2 separate regions of the Homo sapiens genome follow, and region 2 is linked to region 1. The links are chromatin loops, found by intact Hi-C in ENCODE. Cell type or tissue: natural killer cell. All regions are shown on one strand. Links, peaks and the distances in the headings refer to the core of each region. The heading gives the core; the rest is flanking DNA. Region 1 overlaps GBP5 (guanylate binding protein 5). Region 2 has its middle 39 kb from the start of GBP5.

Region 1 (16,260 bases), core at 1,606-6,605:
TCTTTTTTATTAAGCATATAGAATTACCAGTTTAATCCACTAAAATATGATGTATCCAGGATTAATAGAATAAGTTGGTATCATTCCAGCCAACTATTCTGCTTCGAACTTTATCATTGGAAATCCCGAGTAAAACACTGAAATACTGGAAGGAATGTTGTAAACTAGTAGGCTGCATTTAAAATTAAAGCATGAAGCTAGAGGTCTGTGGCATGAAGATTACACCTATAGCAGAAATAACAAGAGATTCAAACCCAAAAGTAAATGTCATTTTTCTATAGAGTATCATCCTTGGAATTTTTCCAGGTTTGGTGGGAAGGATATAGTCTTGCTTATATGTGTCTTGCTCTAAGTTTGTAGAAAAAAATATAGATTCTTTTTCAGAATTATTTCCAGAAATACTGAAGTATTGCTAACATCTTTTCCATGGGTTTTTGTCTCTTTGAAGACTCTACTAGATGCAAAACAGAATGACATTTGTAAACGGAACCTGGAAGCATCCTCGGATTATTGCTCGGCTTTACTTAAGGATATTTTTGGTCCTCTAGAAGAAGCAGTGAAGCAGGGAATTTATTCTAAGCCAGGAGGCCATAATCTCTTCATTCAGAAAACAGAAGAACTGAAGGCAAAGTACTATCGGGAGCCTCGGAAAGGAATACAGGTATCCCTAGTTCTACCTATTGTGGAGAATTGCTGAGGGACCTCTTTGTAAAACCAGTGAGAACAGGAAAATTGCCATGTATACAGGCACACAGATGAGGTTTATGTCTCTGTCTAGTAGTAATCCTTTTCTTGAATAAGCATTTATGGAAAAACAATGTGCCTGGTGTTGGTGTTCCTCGCACAGAATTTATATCTAATGGTAGCAGTGGGGTTAAACTGAACCATCACCATAATCACCAGACTTGCTTTGTGACCATCAACATTCATTGCAACAAAGAGGCCTTTTTGGTTACATTGGACAGAATGCCAATACTTGAAACTAACCTAAGAAACACCAGTAATTCATTGGCTTACACAAACTAAAAGCAAAAGATTTTAATTTAGTTTCAAGTATAGATGCATTCAGAATTTTAAACAATATTATCCCTTTTCCTCCTTCTTTCTGTCATTTTTCTGTTTCATTTTCCTGACTATTGGCTTCATTTCCAGGCAGGCTCACCCCACATGACAATAAAGGTGACACCAACAGGTCCAAGCTTAACTAGTCCTTACTGCCCTCAGTCTCAGGGGAAAGAGAGCATCTTTTCTCCAGCATATATCTGTCATTCAAACACAAAAGCATCATCAATTTTCATACTCTTTGCAGTATTTTTCTCCCTGTGAACAAGTCCTTTGCATCTAGTGGACTTGCATGCTCTGACTGACCATGGAGTCATGGCCAAACTTGTGACAGGAGCAGGTGTTCCACAAGCCTCTCCAGTCTCAATTGGCAGTTCCACCAAGTGCAGGGTGGAAGCCTGTATAGGCTCCACCTCTCCTATGGAGCCTCTCCTATGGCAAGCCTCTCCTATGAGGAATAGATGCTGCTGGAAGGAACAAGACAAAGATGTTTACAACATTCCTAATCACCATTTCCTGCATCTAACTGCATGTTTTCCGGGTTGCTAGGCTGAAGAAGTTCTGCAGAAATATTTAAAGTCCAAGGAGTCTGTGAGTCATGCAATATTACAGACTGACCAGGCTCTCACAGAGACGGAAAAAAAGAAGAAAGGTGAGAAGAAAGTGGAAATTATGCAAGATAGAAAGAAATCTATAAATTTTAAATAAATTTGGCCTGGCCCTCATGGGATGTTAAACTAGAGCAAGAATGGCAAAGATGCTTCTTAGCTCCTCAAGCATATCTGACTGGCATGATCCTGCATTGTGGTTACCTGGAAGGGAAAAACAACCCCTGGGAATTTTATCCAGGAAGTTGGAACAATCACAAACAAAAGTGGGAGGCAGAAGGAAGAGGCACATTAATCCTAGAGAAGATTATCTTTTTCTCCTCAGAGGCACAAGTGAAAGCAGAAGCTGAAAAGGCTGAAGCGCAAAGGTTGGCGGCGATTCAAAGGCAGAACGAGCAAATGATGCAGGAGAGGGAGAGACTCCATCAGGAACAAGTGAGACAAATGGAGATAGCCAAACAAAATTGGCTGGCAGAGCAACAGAAAATGCAGGAACAACAGATGCAGGTATTCATCAATTGTTTCATCTCTCCCCTGCCTGTAACGATGAGAGTATGTAGCAGTGGCAAAGAGGGAGAGGCAGCAAGATCTTGTGGCTCTCAGCAGGGAGTCTGGAGCCAGAAAGTCTGGGTATGAATCCAAGCTCCACCTCTTAGTAAGTATATGGTTTAGGCAAGTTATCTATCACCTCTGTGCCTAATTTTCCTCTTGTGTAAAATGGACACAGTGATGATATCTATGTTATAGGGTTATTTTGATAATTAAATGAGTTAATATTTGTGTTTAAATGGTGCCCGATACAGAGTAAGCACTATATGTTGTTAAATAAAAACCAAGGCATTTCTGGGCTGCAGTAACTGGTCTTTCCTGTTGACTTGTTAATTGTCCTGGATGATCTTTTGCTTTGGTCATAGATACTTTGTTAATCTGATTTCATGTTACTGTGTCTATGCCCCTGTTCTTGCCTTGATCATCTCTGTTCTGAAGGCCTTTAATTTGCCAGTTTGTTTCATCCGGTCCTTTACTTTTATTTACCAATCACTGTCAGTAGTTACCAAGCACTCTCCAGTAGTTATTATTTATCAGTCACTGTCATAGCACTTTACATGCATTATCTCATCTAATCCATTCACTGTAAAGCAGAACTACTGTGTCCTCATTTTTCAGATGAGATAAGTGGGGTTTCAAAGAGATAATCAATGCAAATATCACACAAGCCTAGCACATTAACAAAACTGCCTTCCAAATGAGTGGAATCTGCAGTGTTTTTGCTTCTTCAGACCTGGTGTAAAATTCCTATGTCAGCACCCTAATGAGACAAATGACATCCTAATTCTTCCCCTTGGCTTGCCAGTTTGTAGGTACTAGTTTTTCAGAAGTTACTCTAAAATATTTCTGATTGCAGCTCCTTCCTAAAGAGCAGTATGAGCAGCATGTGGTTATTTATGTATTCACTCTTTTCTCCTACTTCTGTGGTGACCTGGAACAAATTCTCTTATGTATGTAAAGATTGGACAGCCCACCTGATTCCGATGTCACTTAGATACACTGTTTTTGTATCAGCCTCTTCTCTTAGAAATATATCTGAGAGTCTCCTGTGTGTGTATGAGAATTGAAGTCAAGATGTGACTAAGATTGCCCAAGGAGATCGTGTGGTTTAAGGGGGAAGGGAGCTTTGGTTTGGAATCCTAGGGACACCAATATTCCAGGGATGAGAAATGACCATTTCTGGAGCTAGAGAAAGACAAGGAGGGTGAATAATTACAGAAATAGGTTAGATGCACGTGAATGGAAGAGAGATATTCAGGAACTGTTTACTGCTACTGTAGATGAAAAGAAGTAAGGACAAGTGAGTGATTTAGGCAATCAGTAAGAAGCTTGATCTTACTTTCTATTTATCACTCTTTAGGAACAGGCTGCACAGCTCAGCACAACATTCCAAGCTCAAAATAGAAGCCTTCTCAGTGAGCTCCAGCACGCCCAGAGGACTGTTAATAACGATGATCCATGTGTTTTACTCTAAAGTGCTAAATATGGGAGTTTCCTTTTTTTACTCTTTGTCACTGATGACACAACAGAAAAGAAACTGTAGACCTTGGGACAATCAACATTTAAATAAACTTTATAATTATTTTTTCAAACTTTCATATAGAGTTATAAGATTATGATGCTGGTATCTGGTAAAATGTACATCCCAGTAGTCCAATAGTTTAAATGTTTATTGCTTCCTTTAAGAGATTATAAATTGTATAAGGGACATTGTATCACTGCCTTCATTTATGCGTGATATTGGGATGGTTTCATCAGGAGATGCTTTCCTTGCATCTCAATGTCATCTGTCTAATTTCTCATAAGGGGATTATGTTACCTAGAGCAGGGCTTCCCAACCCTCAGGCCATAGACTAGCTCTGATCTGTGGCCTCTTAGGAACCCGGCCACACAGCAGGAGGTGAGCAGCAGGTAAGTGAGCATTACAGCCTGAGCTCCACCTCCTGTCAGATCAGCAGTGACATTAGATTCTCACAGGAGTGGGAACCCTATTGTGAACTGTGCATGCAAAAGATCTAGGTTGTGTGATCCTTGTGGAACAATATAAACCAGAAACCAATAACGCCACCCCACCTCCAACCCCCGCCAACCCTCTGTGGAAAAATTACCTTCCACGAAACTGGTCCCTGATGCCAAATAGGTTGGGGGACCGCTGACCTAGAGGGAGTTATGCACATGGGCTTATAAGGTTAGCCAAGAGAAAGGACAAGAAGACCCAAAGTCGGCAAGCAAATTTATTAACCTGCTGGGCTGCTCTACAGAAATCTGAGGAGGCAGACACCGGGCTTACAGGCTAAGGGGTATAAGTAGGTCTGCAGGGGTTTTGTGTGTGTGTGCGGGGGTGTCGGGGGGGCAAGGCCATTTGTGGAGACTTTTCCTCCCAGTATGGCCACATCCTGCAGTTTGTCAGTTTTTGCCCCCGCCTGGCTCAGGGTACCAGGATGTGGTTTAGCTTAGGGGTGGTTATAGTGGCACCTAAGTTCTGGGAACTTGCGGTGGGGGCGACCTTTTGGACGAAAAATAAGCTGCAGGGCAGCTAGGGGAGGGGGCTTGTTATATTCCTCTGGGGGCAGGGTGTCCCTAACTGGGCTCAGTCGGAAGGAACTTGACCAAAGTCTGGGCTCAGTTGGGCATCACTCAGGCTAATGGTCGTGTGCTGGATGCCATCAGAGGGAAGTACCAATGGTAAAGTGGAAACAATGTGCAGCTTTCAACTGGGTGGAGGCTGCTATTCTGTGGACAGTGAGATGTTTCCTTGGCACTGTCAATAGACAATCTGCGTAGAGAAATTCCAAGCTGAAAGCCAATAATGTTATAATAAAATAGAGATTCTTCAGAAGATGAAAGGAATTACCAGCATGGAAATTGTGTCATAGGCTTAAGGGCTAAAGAAGAAGCCTTTTCTTTTCTGTTCACCCTCACCAAGAGCACAACTTAAATAGGGCATTTTATAACCTGAACACAATTTATATTGGACTTAATTATTATGTGTAATATGTTTATAATCCTTTAGATCTTATAAATATGTGGTATAAGGAATGCCATATAATGTGCCAAAAATCTGAGTGCATTTAATTTAATGCTTGCTTATAGTGCTAAAGTTAAATGATCTTAATTCTTTGCAATTATATATGAAAAATGACTGATTTTTCTTAAAATATGTAACTTATATAAATATATCTGTTTGTACAGATTTTAACCATAAAAACATTTTTGGAAAACCATAAATCAGTTCCTTTGTTTGTATTTTTCTCAAAGTTAAAAGTCTATAGAGAAAGACTGAATTTCCCTAAGGAGATTAAGAATTGCTTTAAGACTAGAATTAAAACACACTTTATTACATCTTTTTATGTACTTTTTGTTACTTTGTTTTGTATATCTCCAGTAAAATTTTTTTTGTTTAAATTATAGAAACATTACACAAAGCTCTGTTTTTCTCCCTTATAAGTACTTACTCATATAAGGAATTTTCCACTTAGGTAATATGATAGGAGCTTGAATTTTTTTAGTCACCCAAAATATGATTTACTTATATACAGAAAAAAGCCGAAAAATTTTAGTGTCTGCTCTTTTTACTGTTCTTTGAAGAGCTTTAATATGAGGAATTTTTCATATCAGATAGGATGTGGTGCTACTCAGCAGTATTTCTAGATTTGAACTGAAGTTCAGAAGGTACCAGCATATTCAACTGAGCATTTGTCTAGCAATACCCTACAATTACCTTTTCAAGCTGTGCAATTTATAAAGAAAAAAATACATTTTATCATCCAAGGAAATGTTATCAGTAAAAAGAATAGCTCTATCTCCAAATTAAATATTGATATCTTTATTACCCATCTTAAAGAAATTTTTTAAAATCCTGAGACTCAGAAAATTAAGTCATTTAAGGTTTCACACCTTGTTACTGTTAACCTAGACCATGTTACAAAGTAGTTGATTTCTAGTCTAATTTAACTTTTGCTATTATATCTCCCCCACCAAAAACCAGAGAGGCATGCTGCTTTCATTAGTGATCCACAGATATTCTTCCCCACCAGCTTCCCTGGATCCCACTCATCCCCAAATACTCTGATCTCACAGGTTAGAGATCTGTCACTGGGTGCAAAAGAACAAGAAAAGGCACTGTAAGGTAAACATTGATGATTTCTTGAAACTACCAGTAAGTAGCTTATATTTTCTGACTTTCTTTGTCTTACTGTTGTGAAATCAACTGATCTAGTTTTAAATGTAATGAAAAGCAAAGCAATAGATTCTCCCCTAGAGCCTGCAGATGGAATGCAGCCTTGTTAACATCTTGATTTAAGCTTCACAGACTTCTGATTTCCAAAACTGTAAGATAATAAGCTTCTGTTGTTTTAAGCCACAAAATTAGTAATAATTTGTTATAGCAGCAATAGGAAACAAGTACAAAATCTTTATTAGTTAATACTATGAATAGTTATTCATACCAGCTAAGAGATATTTGGAATTTATTATGGATCACTTTATTATGGTCACTGTAGTAATTCACCTGTTGCTCATAAAAACCTTATAAACATTTAGTATTGTTTTATGGCAATTGTTATTTTAAACAATATTATCAATGTATGTTAGTGTTATCATTATTAAAGTTATTATTGTTAAAGCATTGAAATTAAATAAATTAAGGTCAGTACCACAGAAGGCCTTTTGAATTTAGAACCCACATTAATAACCATCTTGTGGTACTTTCTTATCTTGCTTAGTGATACGGTTTGGCTGTGTCCACTCAAATCTCATCTTGAATTATGGCTCCCATAATGCCCACGTGTTGTGGGAGGGACCAGGTGGGAGGTAATCAAATCATGGGGGTGGGTTTTCATGTGCTTTTTTCATGATAGTGAATAAGTCGCCTGAGATCTGATGGCTTCATAAAGGGCAATTCCCCTGCACATGCTCTCTTGCCTGACACCATGTAAGATGTGCCTTTGTTCCTCTTTCATCTTCTGCTGTGGTTGTGAGGCCTCCCCACCCATGTGAAACTACAAGTCCATTACATCTCTTTTCCTTTATAAATTACCCAGTCTTGAGTATTTCTTCATAGCAGTATGAAAATGGACTAATATACTTAGGAAAACATAGAAATACTGAATAATGTGTTAAAATTTAGAAGGAATTACTAAAATAATTGAAATCAAAAGCATAGATTCAAAACAATGTATAAGAATTCAGCACAAAATAAGCAGGTAAAGAAATTTCTAAAATGAAGTAGAGAAAATGTGGTAATGACTCTAGTGTATAACGATCACCAACAGAATAGAAAGTCCAAAAAATAGACTTTATAGGAATAATACAGGGTAAAGATAGACTTCTTAGTAGGTTGGGACTACTGGATGGCCATATAGGAAAAGATCAAGTTGTAACCAGACCTCACACACAATACACTAAAATAAGAAAAAGGAACCACACCCAAATTGATAAAATATAAAATGTAAAACTATGAAAATGCATTTGAAGAAATCAAGGTTATGTTCTTCATAAACCTGTAGAGGAGAGGGCCTTTCTAAATGTGACTCAAAACTCTTGAAATCTCTCTTGACCCCATGTCTCAGTCAGTTTCAACACAATCTTTGTTCCCTTTCAAAGCAATATTTTAGTTAGTTACATCCCATTCTCTGTTTTTCAAAATTATTAAATGTGACACATACTGAAGAGTACAAAAAACATAAAATGTACAATATTCAATATAAATAAATTACAAGATGAACGCACAAGTAACAACCCAGGTACATACATTCAGCATTACTAAAATTCTATAGGTGTATATGACAACTTCTGACAACCCTGCTAGAGCCAACTAATATCACAACTTTCACAACTATTTTCTAGGATTTTATTATAAACATGTGAGCTCCTAAGTAATGTAATTTTGTTTGGCCTGTTTTCAAACTTTATTTAAATGGAATTACATTGTTTGTATTCTTTTATGCCTTGCTTCATTTGTTAATAAAATCTTTATAAGATTCATCTAGTTCATTGTGTGTAGTTGTAAGCTATATATATTCTACTGTTTAAAGATAACAATTCATTCTACTATTAATACATATCTGGATTTTCAGGTTTACCTTATGAAATGTTATTAAGGACATTCTTTTTTTTTTCTGTTTTTTTTTTTTTATGAGACAGAGTCTCACTCTATCACCCAGGCTGGAGTGAAGTGGCATGATCTCGGCTCAAGGCAACTTCTGCCTCCCAGGTTCAAGCAATTCTCATGCCTCAGCCTCCCAACTAGCTGGGACTACAGGCACACACCACTATGCCTGGCTAATTTTTGCATTTTTAGTAGAGATAGCGTCTCACCATGTTGTACAGGCAGGTCTTGAACTCCTGGCCTCAGGTGATCCACCCACCTCGGCTCCCCAAAGTGCTGGGATTACAGGTATGAGCCACCGCGCCCGATCGGAACATTCTCGAACATATACACTTGTGCATGTATATATAAAATTCCCTCTGTAACACTGAAGTCTTAGAGAATGGATATCCAGCTTTTCTTATTTATTAAATTTTTATTATTTTTAATTTTTGTGGGTACATAGTAGGAGTATATGTTTACGGGGTACATGAGATGCCTTGATACAGACATGCAGTGCATAATGATCAGATGGAGAAGGGGTATCTATCTACTCAAGCATTTACTCTTTGTATTACAAACAATCCAATTATACACTTTCAGTAATTTTAAGAAGTACAATTAAATTATTATTGACTATAATCTTCCCTTTGTGCTATTAAATATTAGGTCTCATTCATTCTTTCTAACTATATTTTTTGTACTCGTTAAACATCCTCACCTCACCCCTATCACCCTGCCCCACTACACTTCCCAGACTCTGGTAGAGATCCTCTACTCTCTACAGTTATGAATTCAATTGGTTTGATTTTTAGATCCTGCAAATAAGTGAGAACATGCAATGTTTGTTTTAATATGCTTGGCTTATTTCACTTAACATAATGATCTCCAGTTCCATCCAAGTTGTTGCGGATGACAGGATCTCATTATTTTTATGGCTGAATAGAACTCCATTGTGTAAAAGTACCACATTTTCTTTATGCATTCATGTGTCGATGGATACTTGGCTTGCTTCCAAATCTTGGCTATTGTGAAAAGCAATGCAACAAACATGGGAGTGGGAATATCTCTTCGGTATATTGATTTCTTTCTTTTGGGTATATACCCAGCAGTGGGATTGCTGGATCATATAGTAGCTTAATTTTTAAGTTTTCTGAGAACCCCAAAGTGTTCTCCTTAGTGGTTGTACGAATTTACAATCCCACCAACAATGTACAAGGACTTCCTTTCCTGCACATCCTTGCCAGCATTTGTTACTGACTGTTTTTTGGACATAAGCCATTTTAACTGGAGTGAGATGATGTCATTGTAGTTTTGATTTGCATTTCTCTGATGATCCATGATGTTGAGCACCTTTTCATATGACTGTTTTCCATTCATATGTCTTTTTTGAGAAATGTCTATTCAAATCTTTTGCCCATTTTTTGATTGGATAATTAGATTTTTTCCTATAGAGTTGTTTAAGCTTCTTATATTTTCTAGTTATTAATCCTTTGTCAGATGGGTAGTTTGCAAGTATCTTCTTGCATTCTCTATGTTGTGTCTTCACTTCGTTTATGGATTCCTTTGCTGTGCAGAACCTTTTTAACTTGACATGATCCCATTTACCCATTTTTGCTTTTGTTCCCTGTGCTTGAGGGGTATTACCCAAACAATTTTTGCCCAGACCAATGTCCTGGAGAGTTTCCCCAATGTTTCTTGTAGTAGTTTTATAGTTTGAAGTCTTAGATGTAAGTATTTAATCCACTTCGATTTGATTTTTGTATATGTCAAGAGATAGGGGCCTAGTTTCATTCTTTTGCATATGGATATCCAGTTTTCCCAGCATAAATTATTGAAGAGATTGTCTTTTCTTTGGTGTATGTCCTTGACATCTTTGTTGAATATGAGTTTACTAAAGGTGTGTGGATTTCTTTCTGGGTTCTCTATTCTGTTCCACTGGTCTATGTGTCTATTTTTGTTTTTGTTTTGTTTTGTTTTGTTTTTCAGACGAGTCTCTCTCTGTCGCCCAGGCTGGAGTGCAGTGGCGCGAACTCAGCTCACTGCAAGCTCCGCCTCCCGGGTTCACGCCATTCTTCTGCCTCAGCCTCCCCAGTAGCTGGGACTACAGGCGCCCGCCAACATGCCAGGCTAATTTTTATTTTTTATTTTTTTAGTAGAGACGGTTTTTCACCGTGTTAGCCAGGATGGTCTCTATCTCCTGACCTCATGATCCGCCCGCCTTGGCCTCCCAAAGTGCTGGGATTACAGGCGTCGGCCACCGCGCCCGGCCTATGTGTCTGTTTTTATGCCACTACCATGCTGTTTTGGTTGCTATTGATCTGTAATTTGAAGTTAGGTAATGTGATTCCTCCAGTTTTGTTCTTTTTGCTCAGGATAGCTGTGGCTATTCTGGGTCTTTCGTGGTTTCAAATAAATTTTGGGATAGCTTTATTTTTTTCTATTTCTGTGAAGAATGTCATTAGTATTTTGATGGAGATTGCATTGAATCTGTAGATTGCTCTGGGCAGTATGAACATTTTAACAATATTGATTCTTCCAATCCATGAAGATGGAATATCTTTCCATATTTTTCTGTCCTCTTCAATTTCCTTCATCAGTGTCTTATAATTTTCATTATAGAGATCTTTCACTTTTTTAGTTAATTCTTGAGTATTTAATTTTATTTGTGGCTGTTGGAAATGGGATTACTTTTATTTTTCACATTGTTCACTGTAGGCATACAGAAATGTTACTGATGTTTGTATGTTGATTTTATATCCTACAACTTTACTAAGTTGGCTTATCAGTTTTCATTGTTTTTTTGGTGGTGTCTTTAGGTTTTTTGAAATATAAGATCATATAATCTGCAAATAATGATAAATTGACTTCTTGCTTTCCAATTTGGATGCCCTTTATATCTTTCTCTTGTCTGATTGCTCTAGTTAGGGCATCCAATACTATGTTGAGTTACAGTGGTGAAAGTGGTCATCCTTGTCATGTTCCAGTTCTTAAAGGCTTTCAGGTTTTTTTCCAATTCAGTGTCATAAAAACTGTGGGTTTGTTGTATATGGCTTTTATTATCTTGAGATATGTTTCTTCCTTACCCAGTTTTTTTAGGGTTTTTATCATGGAGGGATGTTGAATTTTATCAAATGCTTTTACAGCATTAGCTGAAATGACCATATGGCTTTTGTCCTCCATTCTGTTGATATGAAGTATCACATTGACTAATTTTCGTAGGTTGAACCATACTTGAATCCCAGAGATAAATCCCACTTGGTCATGGTGAATGGTCTTTTTAATGTACCGTTGAATTTGGTTTGCTAGTATTTTCTTGAGAGTTTTTACATCAATACTCATCAGAGGTATGAGCCTGTAGCTTTCTTCTTTTTTATGTGTCATTGTCTGATTTTGATCAAGGTAATACAGGCCTCATTAACTGAGGTTGAAAGTATTCCTCCCTACTCTATTTTTAAGGATAGTTTGAATATAATTGGTATAACCTCTTCTTTAAATTAAACAGTGAAGTCGTTGCGTCCCAGGCTTTTCTTTACTGGGAGACTTTTTCTTATGGCTTCACTATCATTACTTGTTATTGGTCTGTTCAGGTTTTGGATTTCTTCGTTGTCCAATCTTGGTAGGTTGTATGTGTCTAGGAATTTTTCCATTTCTTCCAGATTTTTCAATGTATTGGCATATAGTTTTTCATAGTAGCCACTAATGATCCTTTGAATTTCTGCAGTACCCATTATGTCTCCTTTTTCATCTCTGATTTTGTTTATTTGAATACTTTCTTTTTTCTTAGTCTGACTGAAGGTTTGTTAATTTTGTTTAATTTTTTAAAAAACAACTTTTGTTTCATTGATCTTTTGTATTGTTACTTTCATTTCAATTTCATTTATTTCTACTCTGCTCTTTATTATTTATTTTCTTCTAATTTTAGGTTTGGTTTGCTCTTTTCTACTTCTTTAAGATTAGTCATTAGGTTGTTTCTTTGAAGTTTTTCTTTTTTTTAATGTAGGCACTTATAGCCATAAATTTCCCTGCTAGTACTGCTTTTGCTGTATCTCATAGGTTTTGCTATGTTGTATTTTCATTATCATTTGTCTCAAAAAGTTTTTCAATTTCCTTCGTAATTTTTTCATTGACACATTAGTCATTCAGGACCACATTGTTTAATTTTCATGTATTCTTATAGTTTCCAAAAACTGTCTTGTTAATTTCTAGTTTTATTCCATTGTGGTTAGGGAAGATGCTTGATATTATTTTAATTTTTTAGATGTGTTAAGACTTGTTTTGTTACCTAACATATGGTCTATTCTTGAGAATAATCCATGAGCTGAGGAAAAGGATATGTATTCTGCAGCCATTGGATGCAATATTTTGTAAATATCTATTCGATCCATTTGGTCTATAGTGCAGATTAAGCCCAATGATTCTTTGTTGCTTTTCTGTCTGGAAGATCTGTTCAATGCTGAAAGTGGGGTATTGAAGTCTCCAGCCATTATTGTATTGCAGTCTCTCTCTCTAGCTCTAATAATATTTGCTTTATATATCTGGATGCTCCAGCGTTTGGTGCATATATACTTAAAATTGTTATATTCTCTTGTTAAATTGACCCCTTTATCATGATATACTCACTGGCTTTGTTTTTCCTTATAGTTTTTGTCTTGAAATCTATTTTGGCCTGATATGAGTATAGCTACTCCTGCTTGTTTTGTTGTTTCCATTGGCATGGAATACCTTTGTCCATCTCTTTGTTTTCAGATTATGAGTGTCTTTATAGGTGAAGTGTGTTTCTTATAGCAGCACATCAATGGGTCTTGTGCATTTAGCCACATCTTTTGATTGGCAGGTTTAGTCCATTTTCATTCAATGTTATTATTGATAAGTAGTACTCCTGCCATTTCATTGTTTTCTGGTTGTTTTGTGGTCTTCTCTTACTTCTTTCCTTCCTTCCTGTCTTTCTATAGTGACAGTGATTTTCTTTGGTTATATGATTTAGTTTTTTGCTGTTTCTTTTTTGTGTTATCTGTTGTATGTTTTTTGGTTTGAGGTTACCATAAGTCTTGCAAATATTGTCTTATAATCTCCTATTTTAAGCTCATAACAAAACTTTTGCATAAACAAACTACAAACAAGCAAAAAGAAAACTAATAAAAACTCTATGCTTTAACTTTGTCCCCCCACTTTTTAACTTTTTATTGTTTCTATTTATATCTTATCATACTGACTATGTCCTGAAAAGTTGTTGTAGTTAATTATTTTGGATTAGTTTATCAGTTAGTCTTTCTACTTGGGATAAGAGTAGTTTATACACCACAGTTACAGTGTAATCATATTCTGTGTTTTTCTGTATTTCTGTATACTGACTATTATCAGTGAGTTTTGTACCTTCAGATGATTACTTACTACTTGTTAATGTCCTTTTCTTTCTGATTGAAGTAATCCCTTTAGCATTTCTTTTTATACAGGTCTGATGTTCATGAACTCCCTCAACTTTTGTTTGTCTGGGAAAGTCTTTATTTCTTCTTGATGTTTGAAAGATATTTTCACCAGATATACTATTCTAGGGTAAAAGTATCTTTTTTCCTTAGCACTTTGAATACATTATGCCACTCTCTCATGGCCTCTAAGATTTCCACTGAAAGGTCTGCTGCCAAATGTATCTGGAGCTCCATTGTATGTTATTTGTTTAGGTTCTCTTGCTGCTTTAAGGATCCTTTCTTTATCCTTGATTTTTGGGACTTTGATAATTAAAAGCTTTGAGGTAGTCTTCTTCAGGTTAAATTGGCTTGGTGTTCTATGATCTTCTTGTACTTGAATATTGATATCTTTCTCTAGGTTTGGGAAATTCCCTGTTATTATCCCTTTAAATAAGCTTTCTACCTCTGTCTCTTTCTCTACCTCCTCTTTGAAGTAAATGAATCTTAAATTTGCCCTTTTAAGGTAATTTTCTAGATCCTGTAGGAATGGTTCATTGTTTTTTATTCTTTTTTCTTCTGTGTTCTCTGACTGTGTATTTTCATTAGCCTGTCTTCAAGCTCATTAATTCTTTATTCTGCTTGTGCAGTTCTGCTAGGGAAAGACTTTCATGCATTCTTCAGCATGCCAATTGCATTTTTTTCAGCTCCAGAATTTCTGCTTGATCCTTTTTAATTATTTTAAACTCTGTGAAATTTATCGGATAGAATTCTTAATTCTTTCTCTGTGTTATCTTGAATTTCTTTGAGTTTCTTCAACGTAGGCATTTTGAATTCTCTGTCTGAAAGATCGCACATCTCTATTTCTCCAGGACTGGTCCTTGGTACCTTATTTTGTTCGTTTGGTAAGACTATGTTTTCCTGGATTGTCTGGATACTTGCAGATGTTTGTTTCTGGGAAATTGAAGATTTAGGTATTTATAGCAGTCTTCACCATCTGGACTTGTTTGTACTCATCCTTCTATGGAAGGCTTTCCAGATATTTCAGAAAAAATATGGGTGCTGTAGAAAAAAATGTGGAAGAACCCAATAATTCTGTGGTTCTTCCAGACTTGTAGAGGTAGTGCCTTGATGATCTTGGACAAGATCTAGAATTCTCTGAATGACCAGGCAGAGACTCTTGTTCTTTTCCCCCACTTTTTCCCAAACAAATAGAGTCTCTCTGTCTGTTATGAGCCAACTGAAGCTCAAGGTGGAATGACACAGCACCACTGCGCCCACTACCACTATTACTGCACTGGTCAGGTCTGAAGCCAGCACAGCATGGGCCTGCTACTCTTGGGCTACTGTCTATGTTTGCTCAGGACCCTGGTGTTCTACAGTCAACAGGTGGCAAAGTCAACTAGGCCTGTGTTTTTTCCTTCTAGGAAGTGAGTTCCCCCAGGCTTCCAGGCAGGTTTGAAGGTACAGTCCAGGAGCCAGGGACTAGAATCAAGAATCTTAGGAGTCTAATTGGTGTTCTATCATACTGCAGCTGAGCTAGCACTCAACCCACAGGACACAGTCATTCCTACTCTTGCTTCATATATCCAAAGGCAGATGAGCCTCACCACATGGCTGCCACCACCACAGGCCTACAGGGAGGACTGCTAGACTACTGCTAATATTCCCTTAAGGCCCAAGGGCTCTTTCATCAGCTTATGGTGAATGCTGCCTGCCCTGGGACTCACCATTCAAGGCAAAAGGTGCCCCTTTGGCCCAGGGCAGATCCAAAAATGCCATCCAAGAACCATGTCCTTGAATCGGGGACCCCAAGAACCTTCCTGGTGCTCTTCCCTCCTGTTGCTGACCTGGTACCTAAAGTTCAAGACGAAGTCTCTGGTACTCTTCTCTCAGTCTTTCTCAAGCAGAAGAAGTCTTGTCTCTTAGCCACTAAAGCTGTGAATGTGCTGAGTCTCACATGAAGCCAGCAAGTCTCAGTCTTCTGAGGCCCTTGACGTAGTACCTGGGCATAGCTACTAGTTATTCAGGGTCCAAAGGCTCTTAAATTAGCAGGTGATGAATCCTGCAAGGACTTCCCTTCACAGAAGTGGTTTTCCTTCTGGCCCATGGTGTGTCTAGAAATGCTATCTGGGAGTTAGGGCCTGGAAAAGGGTCCTCACAACTCTACTCAATGTCCTATTCTGCTATGGCTGAGTTGGTATCTGGGATGCAAGACAAAGTCCTCCCTATTTTTTCCTCTCCTCTTTTTAACTGGAAGGAAGGGGTCCCTTTTGTTGCCATGAGCTGTGTGCAGACTAGGGTTAGGGAAGGGGTGATGCCAGAACTCCTTTAGCCACCTTAGCTGGTATCTCAGTAGGTCACATGCCCCACAAGTCTACTGGCTCTGGGTCCAGTTCAGCACTAAAATGCAGGGAAGTCCTGGCAGGATTCAGTAAACTATTCAAGAGTTGAAAGATAAAATAGCCGTTTTCAAAGAGAACAAAATTGATCTCAGAGAACTGAAAACTCACTACAAAAATTTCATAATACACCTTGAATTAACTTT
Region 2 (16,260 bases), core at 6,374-11,373, 50 kb before region 1:
AAATGAGAAAAGCAATACTAAATGTCATCAAAAAGAAAAGTTGGTTTTTTGAAAAGATAATGAAAATTGGCAAACTTTTAGCCAGACTAACTGATAAAGACAGAAGACCCAAATAAATAAAATCAGAGATGAAAAAGGAGACATTACAACTTATACTGCAGAAATGTAAAGAATCACTGGACTACTATGAACAACTGTATGTCCACAAATTGGAAAACCTAAAAGAAGTGGATAAATTCCTAGACATACACAACCTACCAAGATTGAACCATTAAGAAATCTGAAGCCTAAATAGAGCAATAAAAAGTAATGACATCAAAGCCATAATAAAAAGTCTCCCAGCAAAGAAAAGCCCAGGACCCAATGGTCTCAATGCTGAACTCTACCAGACATTTAAAAAAGAATACCAATCCAACTCAAACTATTCCCCCAAAAAAGAAGGAGAGGGAATACTATGAAACTTATTCTACAAGGCCGGTATTACCCTGATGCCAAAAGCAAAGAAACATCAAAAAAAGAAAACAACAGGCTAATATCTCTGGTTAATATTGATACAAATATCCTCAACAAAATACCAGCAAAGCAAATTCAACATCAAATTTGAAAGATCATTCATCATGACTGTCATTGCAACCCCTGCTTTTTTTTTCTTTTATTTCCATTTGCTTGGTAAATATTCCTTCATTCCTTTATTTTGAGCCTATGTGTGACTGCACATGAGATGGGTCTTCTGAATACAGCACACCAATGGATCTTGACTTTTTATTCAATTTGTCAGTCTGTGTCTTTTAATTGGGTCATTTGGCCCATTTACATTTAAGGTTAACATTGTTATGTGTGAATTTGATCCTGTCATCATGATGCTAGCTAGTTATTTTGCACATTTGTTGATGCAGTTTCTTCCTAGTGTCATTGGTCTTTATATTTTGGTCTGTTTTTGGTGTGGCTGGTATCAGTTTTTCCTTTCCATATTTAGTGCTTCCTTCAGGAGCTCTTGTAAGGCAGGCCTGGTGGTGACAAAATCCCTCAGCATTTGCTTGTCTGTAAAGAATTTTATTTCTCCTTTGCTTATGAAGCTTAGTTTGGCTGGATATGAAATTCTGGGTTGAAAATTCTTCTATTTAAGAATGTTGAATATTGACCCCCACTGTCTTCGGGCTTGTAGGGTTTCTGCAGAGAGATCTGCTATTAGTCTGATGAGCTTCCTTTTGTAGGTAACCTGACCTTTCTCTCTAGCAGCCCTCAACATTTTTCCTTCATTTCAACCTTGGAGAATCTGATGATTATGTGTCTTGGGGTTACTCTTCTCAAGGAGTATCTTAGTGAAGTTCTCTGTATTTCCTGAATTTGAATGTTGACTTGTCTTGCTAGGTTGGGGAAGTTCTCCTGGATAATATCCTGAAGTATGTTTTTGAACTTCGTTGCATTCTCCCCATCACTTTCAGGGACCCCAATCAATTGTAGGCTTGGTCTTTTGACATAGTCCCATATTACTTGGAGGCTTTGTTCATTCCTTCCCATTCTTTTTTTTCTAATCTTATCTTCATGCCTTTTTTCAGTAAGTTGATCTTTAATCTCTTCTATCCTTTCTTCCGCTTGATTGATTCATCTATTGATACTCGTGTATGCTTCACGAAGTTCTCATGCTGTGTTTTTCAGCTCCATCAGGTCATTTATGTTCTTCTCTAAACTGGTTATTCTAGTTAGCAGTTCCTGTATCCTTTTGTCAAGGTTCTTAGCTTCTTTGAATTGGGTTAGAACATGCTCCTTTAGCTCAGAGCAGTTTGTTATTACCTACTTCTGAAGCCTACTTCTGTCTATTCATCAAACTCATTGTCTGTCTAGTTTTGCGCCCTTGCTGGAAAGGAGATGTGATCATTTGGAGAAGAGGCATCCTAGTTTTTGGAATTTTCAGCATATTTGCACTGTTTTTTCCTCATTTTCTGTATTTATCTCCCTTTGATATTTGAGGCTGATGGCCTTTTGATGGGGTTTCTGTGTGCGGGTCTTTTTGTTGATGTTGATGTTATTGCTTTCTCTTTGTTACTTTTTCTTCTAATGGTCAGGCCTCTCTTCTGCAGGTCTGTTGCAGTTTGCTGGAGCTCCACTCCAGACCCTATTTGCCTGGGTATCACCCATTGGGGCTGAAGAACAGCAGAGATTGCTGCTTGCTCCTTCCTCTGGAAGCTTCATCCCAGAGGGTTACCGGCCTGATCCTCGCCAGATCCCTCCTGTATGACGTGTCTGTGAACCCCTGTTGGGAGGTCTATCCCAGTAAGGAGGCAGTCTGTCCCTTAGCAGAGCTTGAGCACTGTGCTGGGAGAATCCTCCTTGTCAGGATCTGCTGCTCTCTGCAGAGCTGGCAGGCAGGAACATTTAAATCTGCTGAAGCTGTGCCCAAAGCTGCCCCTTCCACCAGGTGCTCTGTCCCAGGGAGATGGAGTTTTATCTATAAGCCCCCGACTGGGACTGCTGCCTTACTTTCAGAGATGCCCTGCCCAGTAAAAAGGAATCTAGAGAGGCAGTCTGGCCACAGCCACTTTGCCGCATTGTGTTGAGTTCCACCCAGTCTGAACTTCCAGGCCTCCTTAGTACTGTCAGGAGAAAACTACCTATCAAAGCCTCAGTAATGGCGGATGCCCCTCCCTGCACCAAGCTTGATCATCCCAGGTTGACTTTAGGCTGCTGCACTGGCAGCAAGAATTTCAAGCCAGTATTTCTTAGCTTCCTGGGCTCTGTGGGAGTGGGACCCACTGAATGAGACCACTTGGCCCCCTGGTTTCAGCCTCCATTCTAGGGGAGTGAACAGTTCTGTCTCTCTGGGGTTCTAGGTGCCACTGGGATATGAAAAAAAAAAAAAACCCTCCTGCATCTAGCTCAGTGTCTGCCCAAATAGCTGCACAGTTTTTTGCTTGAAACTCAGGGCCCTGGTGGTGTTGGCACATGAGGGAATCTCCTGGTCTGCAGATTTCCAAAACTATGGGAAAAGTGTAGTATCTGGGCTGGTTAGCATAGTCCCTCATGGCTTCCTTGCTTGGAAAACAGAGGCCCCCCACTCCTTACACTTCCTGGGTAAGGCAATATCCCACCTTGCTTCTGCTCACCCTCTGCACTGCACCCACTGCCTAACCAGTCCCAATGAGATGAACAGGGTACCTCAGTTGGAAATACAGAAATCACCCACCTGCTGTGTTGGTCTCGATGGGAGCTGCAGTGCAGAGCTGTTCCTATTTGGCCATCTTTCCAGATCCCCACAAGTTACTCTTAAGGACTATCTGCCCTTTAACAAAATTATAAAAGGTTATCAAAAGTTTTTGGTGTTGTAAATTTCTAAGTCATAATCTTGGCAAAAAAATAACTTATGGCAACCTCATTTTTTTTTTTTTGAGACAGAGTCTCCCTCTGTCACCCAGGCTGGAGTGCAGTGGCATGATCTCAGCTCACTGCAACCTCTGCCACCTGGGTTCAAGTAATTCTCTTGCCTTAGCCTCCCGAGTAGCTGGGATTACAGGTGCCCACCACCACGCCTGGCTAATTTTTGTATTTTTATTATAGACGGGGTTTCACTATGTTGGCCAGGCTGGTCTCAAACTCCTGACCTCAGGTGACCCGCCTGCTGCCTCAGCCTCCCAAAGAGCTGGGATTACAGGTGTGAACCACCACACCTGACAACTCAATTCTATTTCATAACATCAAGGGTTTTAAACTTCTAACATATTTAATTGGCTTCCCAAACTCAAACTTCATTTTCAAAATTGTCTTTCCTGACACCTGGCTTTTGGATGCTGCAGAAGGCCCCTGAAGTATCCAAAAGAGAGGTAAACAGGATTATTTAACATGTTTAGTTACTTGGGATTGCCAAAATGGTGTTCAATCTTCTTTAGGTTATATTTTGGTGAATAATGCTAAAATATGTTCCAAAATTTTATGGGATTTCTAAAATTCTAATGTCTAAAATATATGCTATCAGTCATAATTAAGGTTATTATGTTAAGTTATTGTAAACCACAGAGATAACCGCACTTCTTTGTCAGATGTGTTTCTGACTGTAACTACCCTGAACATTTTGTTATTCACCAGCAATTGTTCTTCCCCCAGCATCTTTCCAATTTTTTCAAATGATGGTTTATAATCAGCTATAGAAAACTCTTGACAGATGCTCTCACATACAGCATTTTGATAAGTTTGGAGATTGTGACATTGGAATAAAGGAGAAACTTACAGAACTCATGAAGAGCTGAAATGTTAGTGAATATCAAGCAAAATGATAGTTAAATAAATGGACTGAACTCATAGAAAACTGAAGCAACTTTTTGACTTTTGCTTGGAATATTGCTGATCCTTGTTTTGTTTTTCAGAGTCAAGGAAACTTATTCTGAACTATTTACAACCCTTAATAACTGAGTAAGGTATACTCTTGTGAACAAAATTTGGAGCGTATTTCTCTCTCTTTCTCCACCTGGCTTCTCCAGAATTTGGAAACAAGTTGTGAGTACTCTTAATTTATGGCAGTATCGTTGTTTGAATCAGTGCAATAAGAATCCATTTTCTTTTGCAACAGGACACAATTGGAAAACCTGGTTGTTTTACCAAGGCTTTGGCTGGAAGGATATGCTTCCCTTTAAAGAGTCAAGCTCAACTTGCAGAACAAATAAAAGCCCCTTGAGGAAACTGGCCTCATACTCATGTCTATGCAGTCCCTGTACAGGGTTCCTGACCTATGTTCAGTAAATAATGTCAATTTCTAACAGACCCAGGGGCTCCAAGTTTATCTTGGGACCTTAAGAGGAGAGGATCACTCAACTCACAGGTATTTGAGGATAAAAACTCATGTCTAGGCTTGGCTTTAAAAGGTTTTATCTGAGACTCCTTGTGGAACAGAGTTCTAGCAAAGCCAGTCTAAATAGGCCTATTTAGAAACAATTATTCTTGCTGCACTTTATGCAAATAAACAGGCCAAGTATAAGGCTAAAGTCATCTCCAACTGCAGCTCAGAAGGAACAAGAGGGATGAATAATGTAATAATCTGGATCAGTATTCTAGTTCTGAGCAATTATCTCGCAAACCCTGCCAGGTGATGGGAATAAATAGACTGCCCATCATATGGAGGTTTCCTTTTTGGGAAAGACCAATAATACTAAACCAAAGGGAGCTAACCAAAGCCAAGCCTCATCTTAGCAAACACAACTATAGCCAACAGTTATTTGGGCATTTCACAAGACATTCTTTTCTCTCCCTTGTTGGAAGAGGACTCAAGTCCACAGCTTCACCTTAATATTTGGCTTATGATAAGGAGCCCATGCAACCCCCCTGAGACACATTTTTGTCCCAAACTCAATTCCAAGATTCAGGTCAAATCCCTAGGAAAGAAAATTGGATCTGAGGAATCCAGAGGTAGACAATGATGGAAGTTAAAAGGTGCAGCACAGGTGAGTATGACTGATTCCTATCGATTAAGCCAAGCCTCCCATTTCACGGATATAGGTCAAGTTAGTATTCATGGCATACATGAGGTCTAGAAAATTCAAAGGCTACTGACAGTAGGGGAGATAGGGCATACATGGGTAAAAGTGGATACCCCACACCCCCTAGGCCACCTGTTCACATGGGTGATAGCCACTTTGACAACCATGGGTGGCACACTGTCATGGTCAATGGAGCTCGAGGATACAATGATGGAGGAAAGAAAGAGGAACACTTTACTTTCCCTACCTTAGGTACACCAGGTATTTGCTAGGAAGGGAAGGGAACCAGGGATGCCTCACTCACCTCATTCTAGATGAGAAGCCATTCATCTTCAGCCTGTACCCCTTTTGAATGCATCCTGAACCCCTGGGAATCCTTTGAAAAAAAGACTCCTTTTTTTCCTTTTTCTCCTTCTGTTCTCTCTTCACTGATAATTGGGTCTCTGTACTATGGGACACTCCCCTCAACACATCCTACAAACTGGGAAAAGTTAATTTCCCAAACCTTAAGTTGGTTGGCTTAGGATTGGGCTCAGGGCATGGGAACCCAGCAACTCAACATGCCAGCAAAATGGTAAAAGTTTTTTTTTTTTTAACAATTGGGCTTTTGGACCCCGTCTCCCTGTATAAGCTGGTAAAAGGCCTCAGGATTTTTTAGCTGTCCTCACCCCCCTTATTTCATTTTGATACATGTTTTCTAATAATCCAGTTTGTCTCTTCTCACCTTTAGGCCATCAAATACCAAATGATCCTGCAACTGGAGCCCCGGATAATGGCCCCTTTTGCTGTGAACCCTCAGATATGTCTCTTGGGGAGATCTGACTGCCATTTTCCCAAAACAGCATCCCTTGTCATCAGGAAGCAGTTAAGATTGGTCTTTGTTCTTATCCTTATACTAAAGGCAATTAGATGTACTTCTTTAGACGGGGGAATGAGACAGCCAAGGGTTCACAGTGAAACCCTGCCTTCAAGTCTAAAACAGCCTGAAGGCTGAAAAACCAGACTGCTGGTCCCAGATGAAGCCCGTCCTTTCCCAATTAATTATTTCTAAATGATGTCCACCTGTGAACTGGGAGGATGGGGTAGAGCCTTGGGAAGTTCATGCCATTTGCAGTGGGGAGGAGCCTGGCCCCTCCTGTTCCCATGTAGTGAACTGGGATTCAATCTGAGAGGTGAGAAACCTACTAGAAGGACTCTTCTCTCTTTGCTGAGAGTTATTTTTCCTTTTTCCTTTTTGTCCAATAAATTCTGTTTTCCTCACCCTTTTATGTGTCTGTGAGCCTAGTCTTTCCTGGCTGTGTGTCAAGAGACTAGTTTTAGCTGAACTAATGAGAAAGTTTTGCAACACTTGTGGTGTTAACCAACCCAGTTGTGACAACAGAATATGTCTTGAGATATTGACAAATGTCACTTGGGGGCAAAATCATCCCCCTTTTACTATTGGAAACCACTGAGATGGCATAATTAGAACCATCTCTATTCAATCACATGGCTAGTCTCAAAATAGGTATTCTGGAGTCTAGGCAGCCATAAAGGCTAGGAAAAAGGGTTGAGGGGAGAGCCACTTAAAAATGTCTAAGGACCATGTCTTCTTTATCGTAAAAAATGTTTAAATTGCTTAACTCTCTGTGGAGAAGATAAAGTTAACGTGATCTAATCCATTGTCTCATACGGTAATTTCCCAGTCTCTTGTTTGATGTTGCTTTATCAATGGGTAGGTAAGTGTATCTATTTTTATTAATCTTTTTCAATATTTTCTGGTTAGAACATTTTCATGTCATCTAATTCAAAGTGCTTCCAGATTCAGAAGTGTATTATAATTCTCCTTTTATTTTTATTCAGGATAATGTTAATAATTCAATAAATTATTTATTCAATTTATTCAGAATAAAATTCAAAACTCTAGTATGTAACAAAACAAATCTAAGAAAAGTTTCTAAAATTACTTGGTTTTATATAATACATTTTGTTAGGGTCACCCCAACCAGACTGTTCCCCTCCCTTCCAGTGGGTCTTATGATGCAGTCCTTTGTGACCTCTGCACAGCTCCCCCAGGGCTAAAGAAAAACCCTTCACTGACCCCGCCAGTAACTGTTTGTCCAGGCAGTTACAGGATGTGGTTAATGTGTCTGTTCACCTTGCATAACAAAGCTGGCAAAAGCATTCCCAGGATGCAGTCAAGACACCTCCACACCCAACTCGGCTCCCCGACCCCGACTCAGCCCTTCTGTACACCCAACTCAACTCCCCTACCCTGACCCAGTTCCTTGCCCTATAAAGCCCTGCTGTAGTCTGTAAGTGGGGCTGCCTCCTCTGCTTTTGTCAGGAAGTAGCCCAGCAGGGCTGACAATAAATCAGCTTGCCTGAACTTAGGTCTACTGGCCTCATTCCTTTTTCAGCTATCCTTCCAATTATCCCTTACACGTTTATCTCTTAGAAATAGAGATTTCTTTTGAGGCACAGAACAATAAAGGCAAACTCAAAGAGAGCACTTTTAAACTAATTGCATTGAGTCATTCAATAAATACATAGGTATGACCATTGACCATGGGTTGCTGGTCACTGTGAAAGGCATGGGAAGGCATTGAGTATAATGTGGTTTTCAGATTAGAAATAAAATATTAAACAAATTAAACACCAACAAATGAAATATTTGAATTTCTTATCTGCATTGTAAAGGACTAATACAGGGTGCCATGAGTAAGTGTAGAAAGGAGAAAAAGTGTTGGCCCAATTGAGATTAGCTGGCCAATGATCCTTCTCTCAGGAAATGAGAATTAAGATGAATTTTACTAAAAGCACAATTAGGAAATAAATGAAGGAAAATTATTGAGAAAGAGCTTGATGTGTTTGGTCCTGAATGAAGGTTCATGTGGTGAAGCTGAGATTATGTGGGATGAGGAGAGGGGTGAGCAAAAGCCAGATTGTGTAAGATCTTGCAGGCAATCAGAGAGGAAAGGATTTTACCCTACCTGCAGTAGGAAACTTCTATGACCTTTGTGCAGAAAAGGTGAATGGCTTAGTTTGTGTTTTTAAAAAAGCACACACCATGATTACTACACTGAAAATCAATTGAAGATGGCCAAAAACAATGATTCCTGGCCATGCCATCAGCCCCCAAAATAGACCCTGCTGCAGCTTTTTTAAATGGCCAGCTGTTTGTAGAAAGATTTAAAATGCTAAAAGCTATGTATTTATTCTGGAAAAGCAGCAATGAGAGGTGCTGAGGCTCTTAACTATAATGTTTCTCCCTTTATTCCCTCCAAATTGCACACATTTCCACTCATTATGTTTGAAAATCACTTTGTATAAAAGTTTTCCAGCCAGAAAAACAATCCCTTAGGTCATTCAAGGCTACTTGAAATGGCATTTCCTGTAAACATACTTCAGATTGAAACTGAAAGCAATGAAGAGCTACTTTTATAATTGGCTCATTTCTAAGAAGTCAGCTTCTGTTCTAGCAAAATAATGTTATATTTTGCCATAGAGTTTCCAAAGCGAAGGTGTCTGAGCTCTATTTGAATTCATTTTCCAAACATGGCCCCTTCTATCTTATAGCATAATAAATATATGGACAAGATATTATAAAAAGATAAAACAAAGGTTTTTTTTAACATAGTATCCCCAATTCTTGATAGGGAGGAAAGGGTGCACATTTCTAAGTTCACTGATATGTCTGCTGGAACAGAAAGGGAGAATACAAGGATGTACATGTCAACAGAAATCTAAGTAATTAAAAAAAGATGCTAAATTGTTTTGATAGAGAAATTTTGATTCATTCTGGAAGCAAAGATAGTGAGTAGAGAAAAGAAAATAGAATAGGCAGAGGAGAGAGTAGTGCCAGGAAGATAGAAAGGGGGTGAGCTTCAGTGGAGTAAAGAGCTCTTGGTTCCCTTCAAAGCTGTGATGGGCAAATAAAACTTAGGAAAAAAGATACCCTCTCGTCCTCTGTAAAATCAACTACACTGACACATGGTTTTTTTTTTTTTTGGATAACTTGCATTTGAAAGTGGAGATTATAGAAGCTGCTATGACAATCTCTATCTCAGTTTGTATTACCATACAACAGGTGAGAGATCACTTCCATCATCATCATGACTGCAAAAGGATCAGACAATGACTCAGCATAGTCTTAGCCACCCTTTGAAAACCACCCAAATATTACAGAAAAATAATAGGAATCATTCCTTGATCTGCTGTTTTCTTTGTGAGGCCATGTAGTGTGAGATGATATGTTTGAATGAGATAAACAAATTTTTATTCTGATAAATGATCTAGCATAGTAAAGAAGTCCATCATGAACTAGCCTATGAAAGAGACTCTGAAAGTGAATTCCTAGGGAAGAAAATGGAGGCCGATGCTACATGCTCTGTTCATAAACTGTTCTAAGGTCTTTAACATGTCTCGTGGGCTAAGACAGAGTGTCCTGGAGACTGGGTTTGTGTATGAGTTTGGCTCTGAGATAAGTATTGAAGGATGAGCTACAGATTATGTGCTGTCGAAAGATAGGAATGTTCATAGAGATATTGAAAAATTGAAAACAACCTAAATGTCTTTCAATGGACAAATGCAAATATTATATCCATAATCATATAAGAAGCTATTCAAGAAAATGCAAACACACACACAGAGATCTTTAAAAAATCACTGTGACAAAAGATTGTTAAAAACAGTTACATACTTGAATGACAAAATAACAAAAGAGGATGTCCAAATGGCTAATAAACATATGAAAATCTGCTCAATTCTATGACGTTAAAATCATAGTATGTTACCTCTACACATCTGCCAAATGAAAATGAGGCAAATAATATCAAAGTTTGATGAGCTTGTGGAGCACCTGGAATGCTCATACACTGCTAGTGTGAATGTAAATTAGTTCAACTATGAAACCATTTTAAATATATTCTAACCCTGAACATATGCCTTTCCAGCAATACTTTTGTATTCATTTATACATGAAAATGTGTGCAACCAAAAGGTATGTGCAAGAATTTTCCTAACAGTTTTTCTCATAATAGCCAAAAACTAGACATTACCCAAATGTCCACCAACACTTGCCTGGATAAATAAATTATAGAGAAAATATTCCATTTATGGTAATTCCAATTGGGTAATGTCTAGTCTTTGGCTATTATGAGAAAAACTGTTATGAAAATTCTTGCACATATCTTTTGGTTGCACACATTTTCATTTACGGAATGGAATATTTTATACAATTTAATATAAATGAAAACTAATGATTTATAGCTACACACAAAAATATAGACCAATCTAACAAGCATAATATTGAAAACAATTTACTGAAAGCTAAAAATTGCATTGTTTATTGTTTTATTTAAACGAAGTACTAAAGCAGAATAGTTGTTGTCCTTGATTGGGAGAGAAAGGAATTGGTAATGCCTGAATTGGAATATGAGGAATACTTTTGGAGTCCCATGATTTTTTTTTAAATTTGAATGCTGGCAATGTGGATGTGTTCAGTTTGTGAAAAATTATTGAGCTATAAATTTGTGAGGTGTGTACTTTTCTGTATGCATATTTGTGCTCAAGGGAGTTTACTTAAAATATATCTAGGAATAAATAAACACACATAAGGACTATACCTTGAAAACTAGAGTATTGCTGAGAGATTTTTAAAAATCTAATAAATGAAGGAACTTTTTTTATTTTTAAAATGCCATTTATCTTAGCCCCTCTTTTTTTGCTATAAAAGTATACCTGATGCTGAGTAATTTATAAAAAAAAAGAGGCTTATTCAGGTCACTGTTTTGAGGGCTGTACAGGAAGCATGGTGCCAGTATCTGCTTGTGGCAAGAGCATCAGGGTGCTTCCACTAGTGGTGGAAGGTAAAGGGAGCCAGTGTGTGCAGAGTACATGGTGAGTGAGGAAGGAAGAAAGAGAGGAGAAGGTGCTAGGCTGTTTTTCAGTCAGTTATCATGGGAACTAATAGAGTGAGAACTCACTCATTACAATGAGGACACATGAAACTATTCATGAAGGATTCGATCTCATGACCCAAACACATCGCATTAGGCTTCACCTCCAACATTAGAGATCAGATTTCAACATGAGATTTGAACAGGACATATAACCAAATTACATCACCGTTTATCTATAGATTTGAGGTAATTCCAAGCAAAAGCCAAGTTGGGTATATTAATAATTTTAGGAAATGGCTAACTTATTCTAAAATTTATACGGAAAAGCAAAAAACTGAGAACAACCAAGGCAATTCTGAAGAAGAAAACCAAATGAAAAAACAGATGTCAAAACTTATTATAAAGCTAGTGTAATTGAGATAGCATGGTATTGGTGCATGCATGAAGTAATATATAGATGCAATAAACTAGAGGGCTCAGAAAGAGACTGACATATGTATGGGGAGTTGATTCATGGTAACTATAGGGAAACAATAGTCTTTTCAATAAATGGCACTAGGCCAATGTTATAGGCATAAGAAAAAACAAAAACTTGTTTCTTGCATCCTGTCATCCACAAAAGTCAATTCCACATGGATTGTAGATTCAAATGTAAAAGACAAAACAATAAACATTTTTTAAAATGTCAGAGATGATTTTCATCTTTTTCAAGTTTGGAAACAGGACACAAAAGCACTAAGTGTAAACAACACATGGAAAAATTTCACTACTTAAAATGAAGAATTCTTGTTCCTCCAAACACACCATGAAATAATGAAAAGGCAAACTAAAGTTACCAGTATATACATAGACATGCATAGAACTACACACAAACTCAACCTCAGAATATATTTGGCAGTCATCAAGTCATGAAAAAAAGAGACAGACAAGCCATTAGGAAAATATTCAAGAATCTTGAATAGGCAAGTGAAAAAGAATATTCAAATAAGCAAAAGATATGAAAAGATGCCCAATTTCCCTGTTTATTACTATTTTCAAAGAAAATCAAATTACATGTGAAATTAAAAATACATACTCATCAGAATGATTACAAATATACAGTCTGGGATTTTTGCATGGTAAGAATATGAAACATTTAAAATGTTTATGCATTTGTGCTGAGAATATAAATTGAGACATTTATATTTGAAAACTGTTGCATAGTATCTACTATTAAATGAATAAATGTATACAGTGGAGTTAACTAATTTCACTTCTACCTTTATGCCCGGCTAATATGCATACCTATGTGCTGAGTGCCAAAAACATCACAAATTCTTCTCAATAGTAGAATGAATAACACATTTATAGTATATTCATAAAATGAAGTGTTACACAGCAGTAAGCACAAATAAAGTATCACTGAGACCAGCAACTTAAATGAATTGCAATCATAATGTTGAATAAAAGAAGCCAACACGAAACATCCTGTATAATTTGATTTATACTAAGGCACAAAACACACAGTAGTAATCTATGGTGTTAAAAGTCAGATAAAAGTTTCTGTAGTAGTTATCTATTACTGCTTATCAAATTTCCCTAAAATTTTGCGGCTTGAAACAACATTTATTAATTCATAGTTTCTGTAGGCCAGGAATCTGGGTGTGGTTTTAGCTGGGTCCTCTGCTTTGTGGGCTCTCACAAGTCACAATCACAGTGCTGATTGGGAACAGTCTAAACCTTTGAAGAAGAATTTTATTGTATCTTACACTGACACAGTGAAGAACACAGGAACTTTGATCATCTGAATGTTCTATAGAACTTCCGATTCAGAGGCCAATACTCTAGGGCATGTCAGGACATATCCTCCAAAATAATGCACAAATTGTTGCACAGAATCCATTCTACCAGTGCATACTGAGCCTTTTATGCTGGAATCTGCTGATAATATATTTGGGAAATGTTGCTACAACCCCTTTATTTGTTGCCTTGGAAAGCTTCCTATTTGAGTGGGACCCAGAGTGAGTGGGCACTCTAAGCAGATCTAGCTGCAGTGACAGCTGCCTTTCTGCCTATGCCATATGACCCAAAATATCTGATGCATCTAGAAGAGTCTACCAAACCTTAACAAGAATATTGGCATAGTCTCCTGGGTTTTGGAGTAAGACTATGCCTTCTGCAGCAGAGAAATAGTTGCTAGTTAAAAAGCAGTTCCTGGGGAGGGGTGTGCGTGGTGGGTGGTGTAGAGGAAAGCTGGTAGGTAAGTGTTGAATCTGTGAATTCTCTTAACCTTCCCTCATTCCTGCACTGCAAACCCCTGATCCCATCTGGCCACCTGGTTCAGACATGCTTTTCCTAAATTAAAAAAATATATACCATTAATTGCTTTTACTTTAGGGTTTTATTTTTCTGTCCCATTTTCTTTGTGGTAATGATAATTATCCCCAGTGTTTTCCAGCTTCCATAAAGCAGAGACAGAGATGTAGGAGGAAAGGAGGCAGGAGAGAGGCAATTGAGAGCTTGAAGTCACTGACCTGCGAATCCATGGAGCAAAACTGCTCACTCAGCAACTTTCTTCTACGTGCAACTTTGTCTTGAACTAGACTTCTCAGTTTCTGATTTAAAACAGCAGTCAAGAATTGGGGATATAAGAGGGAGGATTGCTTGATGACCTGGCCTGCAGGGGTCAGTTAGTTCTGGAGAAGCTCAACTTCTCCATGTAGACCAGAGGGAGCTGCAAGGTGACAGCCTCCTACCCCATCACCTCACTTGGGACAGCAGCAAGTGGAAAGGAAAGAACCCTGCATGAAGAGATTCATTTCTTCTCCGTTTTTTGTTTTGTTTTGGTTTGATTTTTAAGGGAGAGGGGGGCATTTTTATCCATGACCTCAACTTGTCTCACTGTAACATGCATTAGGAGAGACCTATTACTGGGTCTCAATCTGGCTGCATATTAAAGTCACCTCCCAAGATTTTAAGAAGTATTGATGATTCCCTCTTTCTTCGCTATCAGATTTAATTGGGTTGAAGGGTGGCCCACACATCTTTATTTTGTAAGAAAGCTCTCCTCTTTCCTGGTGACTCTAAAGTGCTGCCAGTGTTAGGAAATGCTAAATAAGACCAAAAAGACCATCTCCAAAGTTTTCTCATCTGCAAAGGCCTGTATGACTCAATTGAATGTAGTTCAGATGCAGCAACTTCAAAACCTATCCCACATTCTTCTTGGCCTCTCTGTGTGGCATTGTTCCCTCCAGGGTATGGGGCAGAATCCTTTCTGAAATAGAAGTCTTATGACCTACAATCAGATAAGGTAGATCACAGAATTTCCATATGGTCACAGCCAAGACAGAAAGATGGGGGCACATATATTTTTCATTTCTATGACTATGACCTGCTTTGTGGAGAAAGAACAAGGGGTATTGGAGTTATGACCTAGGAACCATAGACGAAAACAAATATATACATATTCGTGTGTGTGTGTGTGAGATAATATCACACTACCCTAAGGGCTCTACAGATTCAATGCAATTCTTATCAAAATACCAATGATATTCTTCACAGAAATAGAAAACAAAATTCAAAAATGTATATGGAACCACAAAATAACATGAATAGTCAAAGTAATCTTGAGCAAGAACAAAGCTGGAGGCATCACACTACCAGAGTTCAGTATATACTATTTATTCAAAGCCCTAGTAGCCAAAGCACCTTGGTACTAGTATAAAACAGAAACACAGACTACACAATTGAAAATCCAATAATAAATTCACACATTTACAGTTAACTTATTTTTGACAGCAATTCCAATAAAACATATTGGGGAAAAAGACAGTTTCTTCAATAAATGGTTCTGGGGAACTGAATGTCCATATGCACAATGGAACTAGACCCCTGTATTTCACCATATACAAAAATCAACTCAAAATATATTAAAGACTTAAATATAAGACTCAAAACTATAAAACTACTAGGAGAAGACATAGGGGAAATACTTCATGACACGGTCTGGGCAAGGAATTTTTGGATAGGACCTCAAAAGCATGTGCAACAAAAGCAAAAATAAACAAATGGGATTACATCAAATGAAAAAACTTCTGCGCAGCAAAGGCAACAGTTAACAGGGCAAAGAGGCAACCTACAGAATGGGAAAAAACATTAGCAAACTATGCACTCAACAAAATGTTACTATCCAAAATATACAAGCATAAGCAGGTATTCCCAGCCTCAAATGCATTTAAATTATTCTTTCTTGCTTGCTTCCAGCCTTGAAACATACTTTGAAACTCTGTCTCTCCCTTTCTCACCAGCCACTTCCATGAACAGTGCTCATTTATCTAATTATATGCTTGCTTAGATATTCCAGGAGCCAATTTTGAAATCAACCAGGTAGAGAGACCCAATGCTGGAATCCTCCCACTAAGGGGGAGTTAGGAACAGTTAGCCCACGCCTACTGGGCAGAAGTCAGGATAATGCAAACCAGACATCGAGACAAACAATCACTCAAGATATCCATTGGAACAAGACGTGCAGATCTGCATCTTCCTGCACCATTGCCATCTATTTCCCACAACTTTTCCTTCTTAAACTCCTTCACTCAGCCCAAAAGGCAGAGACGACTTCTTTGAGGCTGAAGCCTGACCATCTCCCACCTGCTAGCACTGGATCAATAAAGTCGCTTTCCTTTCACCATGCCTTCTTTCTCATGTTTTCAGCCTCTGCAGCAAGCAGTTGGAGTTCACCCAGTTATATACAAAACTCAAACAACTCAATAAAACAAAAATATCTGATTTAAAAAAGGAAAAATATCCAATTAGACACTTCTCAAAAGAAAACACACAAATGGCCAGCAGGTATAGAACAAAATATTCAACTTGGCTAATCATAAGGGAAATGCAAATAAAAACTACATTTAGACACAAGCTAGCAGCCCTCG

What was found. Hi-C counts contacts between places; a loop is a spot of excess contacts. Peaks named below come from ENCODE experiments on the same cell type or tissue, not always from the same donor. Only the 100,000 strongest peaks of a DNase experiment are listed, where the experiment ranks them.
Region 2: a loop joins it to region 1, with 8 times the contacts of the local background. A loop is called at or near these places in 6 of 110 quality-filtered maps.

Annotation. Positions count from the first base shown.
Region 1 is chr1:89,248,137-89,264,396 of GRCh38, reverse strand. GBP5 (guanylate binding protein 5) reads left to right here. Exons shown (of 12, transcript NM_052942.5): 9 at 449-661; 10 at 1,612-1,714; 11 at 1,996-2,177; 12 at 3,580-8,208. The coding sequence ends at 3,693. It also overlaps the pseudogene LOC100421401. Among named protein-coding and RNA genes, the nearest start is that of GBP5, 17 kb to the left of the region's middle. RefSeq lists an enhancer at 3,855-4,356. In natural killer cell, for the core only: no CTCF peak of the experiment used is centred there; a DNase peak (open chromatin) is centred at 4,626; H3K4me3 peaks cover 744 bases; H3K27ac peaks cover 4,253 bases.
Region 2 is chr1:89,303,325-89,319,584 of GRCh38, reverse strand. No RefSeq gene overlaps it. Among named protein-coding and RNA genes, the nearest start is that of GBP5, 39 kb to the right of the region's middle. In natural killer cell, for the core only: no CTCF peak of the experiment used is centred there; a DNase peak (open chromatin) is centred at 8,834; H3K27ac peaks cover 3,112 bases.